2 separate regions of the Homo sapiens genome follow, and region 1 is linked to region 2. The links are chromatin contacts, found by Hi-C or POLR2A ChIA-PET in ENCODE. All regions are on one chromosome and are shown on one strand. The core of a region is the stretch at or near the end of the contact, and the rest is flanking DNA. Distances in the headings are between cores, read along the strand shown. Region 1 overlaps CDC42BPB (CDC42 binding protein kinase beta). Region 2 overlaps TECPR2 (tectonin beta-propeller repeat containing 2).

The links. Hi-C counts contacts between places; a loop is a spot of excess contacts on that map. ChIA-PET counts read pairs that join two places held with the same protein, here RNA polymerase II (POLR2A). Pooled maps may share reads with other maps.
Region 1: a pooled map shows a loop between it and region 2 (3-fold over the local background). The contact joins two enhancer-like sites. A Hi-C loop is called at or near these places in 2 of 50 pooled maps. POLR2A ChIA-PET finds 5 or more read pairs at or near these places in 2 of 52 experiments (activated T-cell and endothelial cell of umbilical vein).

Annotation. Positions count from the first base shown.
Region 1 is chr14:102,948,144-102,950,843 of GRCh38, forward strand. It overlaps CDC42BPB (CDC42 binding protein kinase beta), which reads right to left. Exons shown (of 37, transcript NM_006035.4): 25 at 2,323-2,459; 26 at 1,622-1,761. Among named protein-coding and RNA genes, the nearest start is that of AMN, 27 kb to the left of the region's middle. Within about 2 kb of position 1,253, at least 9 of the 41 ENCODE cell types and tissues checked have a DNase peak (open chromatin) inside an H3K27ac peak, as active enhancers do.
Region 2 is chr14:102,436,742-102,439,441 of GRCh38, forward strand. TECPR2 (tectonin beta-propeller repeat containing 2) reads left to right here. Exons shown (of 20, transcript NM_014844.5): 10 at 1,281-1,464. Among named protein-coding and RNA genes, the nearest start is that of ANKRD9, 72 kb to the right of the region's middle. RefSeq lists a silencer at 1,368-1,417. Within about 2 kb of position 1,435, at least 3 of the 41 ENCODE cell types and tissues checked have a DNase peak (open chromatin) inside an H3K27ac peak, as active enhancers do.

The DNA of each region.
Region 1 (2,700 bases), core at 3-2,502, 510 kb after region 2:
AGGGGTGTGGAAGTGAGGGGGGAGTGGGAGGGAGTGGGGGGTGGTGGGGGGTGGGCGTGGAGGTGACAGGGGAGTGGGGGGTGGGTGTGGAGGTGGAGGGGAGTCGGGGGTGGGGTGGGGGTGGAGGTGAGGGGGAAGTAGGGGGGTGGGTGTGGAGGTGAGACGGGGAGTAGGGGGGTGGGGTGGGTTTGGAGGTGAGGGGGGTGGGGGGTAGGTGTGGAGGTGAGGGGGGAGGGTGGGGTGGGTGGAGAGGTGACGGGGAGGGTGGGGTGGGTGTGGAGGTGAGGGGAGGGTGGGGGGTGGGTTTGGAGGGAGGTGAGGGGGAGTGGGGGGTGGGCTTGGAAGTGAGGGGGAGTGGTGGGTGTGGAGGTGAGAGGGAGTGGGGTGGGTGTAGAGATGAGGGGGAGTGGGGGCTAGGTGTGGAGATGAGGGGGTGGGGTGGGTGCGGAGGTGGGGTGGGTGCAGAGGTGGGGGGGTGGCTGTGGAGAGGGGGAGTGGGGGGTGGGTTTGGAGGTGGGGGGGTGAGGGAGTGGGGGTGGGTGTGGAGGTGAGGGGGGAGCAGGGGGTGGGTGTGGAGGTGAGAGGGGGAGCGGGGTGTGGGATCAGTGTGGAAATGCTGTTCTGAAGAGGTTCCCTAAAGAGTGCTGAGCCCTCCGATGGGGCCCCTGACTTGGGCTCATGCCAACTTTTCGTCTACCAGTGGCCCTTCACCACCAGGCCAGGGGCACACCTGTGCACAGCCAGGGACTGGCGGGTGCCCCGGGGGAAGGGACATGGAAAGTGGAGTATGCTGCCAGGTGATGCCGACTCACCCTCGCTGTCCTCAGGGTACCCACCCAGCAGCCCTGCCCCCAAGAACCAATGCTACAGATGGAGTACCCAGCCCCGGCCTGAGCCCAGAGCAGTCCCGTGTGCACCACACAACAGACGGTGCACGGGCACAGCACAGAGATGACACAAAGGCAGTAGCATGGCTCCGTGTGCAGGCCCCGGGCTGAGCTAGGCCTCTTAGTGATGCGTTTACCTTCACAACAACATTCCACATGCCAGTAACATGACCACTGTCCTCTTCTCACTAACAGATGAGCCACAGATGTCAACTCTAAGAGGAAGTGGGAAGGAGGCCCCGCCTGCTCCTGCAGCTGACACTGGGTGGCACTGAGACAGGGTCACATAGCAAACGCTACGGCCACGCACACCCACATGGCCCACGGCTCCAGACTTCTTCCACACACCAGCACCTGCTGCGGTCTCTAAAACGCACAGACGGCTGTGGGCCGCGTGGCTTTTCTCTGGGATATCTTCTGCTTGTTCTTGGGCATGTGGTTTTCTTATGTTAAATTAATTCCCCTGTGGCAAACTTCTCAACGCAAACACATGCGAGGCAGGAAGCGTCTACAGCGCTCCCGTTCCTGCGCACGCAGGCCCGTATGCATGTCTGTTCATACGCATGTGAGCGCCTGAAGTCATGACTAAGCTGTACCCATTTTTGCAACCATACAATAATGAAGCAGGTGAAGTACTAATGAGGTGAAAGACTACTAAGGAACACACCGTCCTTTTGGCTAAAGATAGCTGAGGAAGATTCACAGAGCAAGGACAGTGCTGCCCAAACGCAGACCTGAGATCCAAGACTTGGCTCGCAATGACACCAGGCTGGGTGGATTTTCCTTCAGGCAGATCATACAGGAAGAGCTTGCAGTCACAGACGACTGCATATGCGCGCTGCCATCCCTTCTTCACCCCCGTGGGCTTTGGGACCTATGAATAAAAACAAACAGTGGCCACGTTCCACCAGGCCAGGCAGGCCGCCAGGCCCCATTACACTCGTTCACAATCTCCTTCCAGCTGCCAGGCTGGCGGCAGAGCTGTTTGGACAGAGGGATGTTTGCCCAAGAAGGCTCAAGGCGTTGCTGGGGAGGGGTCCATGCGTGGCAGCAGACGGTGCCAGGGAAAGCTGGCAGCTCAGCCAACGCTGTGTCCACCCCATGCAGGGTGCTGTGGTACACGCAGCCCGACAGTCTCGTAGAGGTGGGCCTGGCACAGTGGCTTTCAGACTGAGCTTCTGCCCACTGGCTGGACACTCAGCCCAGGATGGACTCTGAGTGAGCGTCTGCGTGGAGGCCTCAGGATGCCCAGGCCATTCAGAACAGCGGCTGCGCCGACCTGATGGCCTCAGTGCCCAGGAGGGTAAGCCCCCTAGGACTGGCACCAGGGCCACCTGCCGCAGCAAGGGGCTGCTTTCAAGAGTGGCTGGGCATGGCTATTGGTCACTGCACCTCACAGGCACCGAGGGCTGAGGGCGGAGATGAAGCCGCCTACCTTGACATGGCCTTTGTAGGCTGTTCCGATGCCTCGCTGCACGTCCACGCCCAGAGGCCTCTTGGACTGCTCGGGAGGTATTGGGCACACCTGGGGGGCACCGTCTTTGCAGGACACGTGGCAAGCAAAGGAACACACTGGAAGAGAGCAAGAACACTGCCTTCAAAGCTTGCTGCCTACAGAGAAGTCACTGCAGAACCTATGCCCTGAGGAGGCAATTTAATAATCACCAGGTCTCGCCTGGAATCCCAGCACTTTCGGAGGCCGAGGTGGGCAGACCACTTGAGGTCAGCAGTTTGAGACCAGCCTGGCCAACATGGTGAAATCCCGCCTTTATTAAAAATACAAAAATTAGCCAGGGGTGGTGAAGCGCACCTG
Region 2 (2,700 bases), core at 185-2,684:
GGATTCCATCTTCCTGAGCCTCAGAGTCTTGAGGGGGAGCCAGGTACATGTTCACATCCTCGCAGTTGAGTGGGACTCAGGTGAGGGTACTGAGCAAAGTACAGGGCTGCAGGAAGCGCAAGCAGCATGGCCCCCTAATGTCTGGGCGTTAGCCAGGCAGACTGTCGGTGGGGTGGGGTATTGGAATTCTAGGCCAGAAATTTAGGAAAGCCCTCACTTAGGTGACAGGGATCCTGGCCCTTTGAGCCCCTGACTCTCTAACTTCCTCCCTTCCTCATCCCACTCCAGGTAGCTGGGAAGCCAAGAAATTTTATGGTGTGTTTTTATTTGGAGGTTCGGTGTGGAAGTAAGACTTGCCATGGTGAGCAGGGCTGGATTGAGAAGAGTTGGGCACCATTTTCTTTGAAGTAGTTAACTTCTATGTGGGTATCTGTACAAATACATTTATCTTCTTTGCATTTATTGAAAAGTATTAAAGTACAAAGACTTTATTTAGCTTTGATTTTTAAAAGAATTCTAGCAAGGTCGGGCACAGTGGCTCACGCCTGTAATCCCAGCACTTTGGGAGGCCAAGGTGGGCGAATCACCTGAGGTCAGGAGTTCGAGACCAGCCTGGCCAACATGGCGAAACCCCGTCTCTACTAAAAATACAAAAAATAGCCGGGTGTGGTGGCAGATGCCTGTAATCCCAAGTACTCAGGAGCCTGAGGCAGGAGAATTGCGACTTGCTTGAACCCAGGAGGCGGAGGTTGCAGTGAGCCGAGATTGTGCCCCTGTACTCCAGCCTGGGCGACAGAGCGAGTCTCTGTCTCAAAAAGGAAAAAAAAAAGAAAATATGGTGGAAAAAAGAAAGACAGTGGTAGTGCCATATATCCAGTGCCTCTGTAATGATTAGACTACAAAAAATTGACTTGCATCCAAATGTTGAAGAACCTGGCTCTTTGTGTAAGGTGAGGTATGCCTGCAGAATAATAGCAGCTCCTTCGTAACGTGATGTGATGCTCTAAGCGTTACATTTGCAAAGGTGTTAGAACAGGAGAAAATGTCATCCAGGGACTCCAGGGAGTCTTTGTAGGGAGACAGCAGCACGCGTCTCAGAAGGTTTGTAGTAGAGGGGTGTCCACAGATAGCAGGGGTTGGGAGAAGGGTTGACTTGGCGTCTTGCTGACCCGTTTTACCGTCTCGTGTTAATGATATCCTCTCACCTTTCTTACTGAGAACAGTAAGCCAAATGTGGCTGTGTCCTCTGCCACAGAACTCACTGGCTCTTCCCTTGTTAGTTTGCAGAAAGCTGGATGGGCTACTCGGGTCCCGGCTATGGCATCCTCAGCTTGGTGGTCTCCGAGAAGTATATCTGGTGCCTGGACTACAAAGGCGGCCTGTTCTGCAGCGCGTTGCCGGGCGCCGGGCTGCGCTGGCAGAAGTTTGAAGATGCTGTCCAGCAGGTGGCAGTCTCGCCCTCAGGTTCGCCTCCCCGCTCCCTGCTCCCGCTCCCTGCTCCCGCTCGCCGCTCCTGCTCCCCGCCCCCGGGGTGCAGACATCTTAGTACAGGGCTCCCCTGCAGCAGCTCTGGGCTCACGCTGCCGTGCGTTCACCAGGTTTGCCTCTTCAGGAACGTTTGAGGGGTTGTCTCCAAAGAACGTGAATTGCTTCATTGGATGTCAATTCGTAGTGTAAATGGGTGTTCAGTTTGAGTTTTTGTTTTCTTTATTAATTGCAATGGTAAGCTCTGATCGTATTTTTGTAAGCTAGACAAAAAGTTTGAAAATTGAGGGACTTTTTTAGGGATATTAATATACTAACTCTTCATAAAAATAATACGTGTTTCTCTTTCTCATTGTTGCTTTAAAGCAACCGAACTAACGAAGACGGGCCTATGGATATGTTAGATATATTCCAATTATTTGGCTTCCTCTTTAGGAATTCTGTTTTAATGAGCTCTCTGCTGTGGGTGAACAGTCTACTCCCTGACTCTAAAAGGAAAGTCCATTCATTCTTTCATGCTGCTGTTAGGCCATTGTTAGTGAACTGGAGCTGGTGTTTCCTGAACGATGTTCTCCTGAGCTGGAAGACCTCCCATATCTGCATGGAATCATTTGCTTGCTTTTTCTTTCTTTCTTTCTTTTTTTTTTTTTTTTGAGACAGAGTCTTGCTGTGTTGCCCAGGCTGGAGTGCAGTGGTACAATCTCAGCTCACTGCGAGCTCCACCTCCCAGGTTCGCACTATTCTCCTGCCTCAGCCTCCCCAGTAGCTGGGACTACAGGCACCCGCCACCACGCCCAGCTAATTTTTTTGTATTTTTTTAGTGGACACGGGGTTTCACTGTGGTAGCCAGGATGGTCTTGATCTCCTGACCTCATGATCCGCCCGCCTCAGCCTCCCAAAATGCTGGGATTACAGGTGAGAGCCACTACGCCCGGCTTTGCTTGTTTTTTCTTAAGGTTGTGTTGGCCACGTCGGCACCTACGCCAGTGGGGACACTTTTGCCTTGAAGCAGCCTGGTTTACTGTCAGGACATTGGAATAGAAGTCAGACGAAGCCGAAGCTGAGTCTGTGGCTTGGGACCTGTCTGTTCTCTGTAACTTCACTGTGTTTCGGGATGAATTTCCCTTAATTCTCCCTGGTCTCTGTCACTGTTTAAAATATTAGTTTGTTCAGCGTTGTTTTTCTTGCTTGCTTTCACTGTTTGTTTGAAAAATA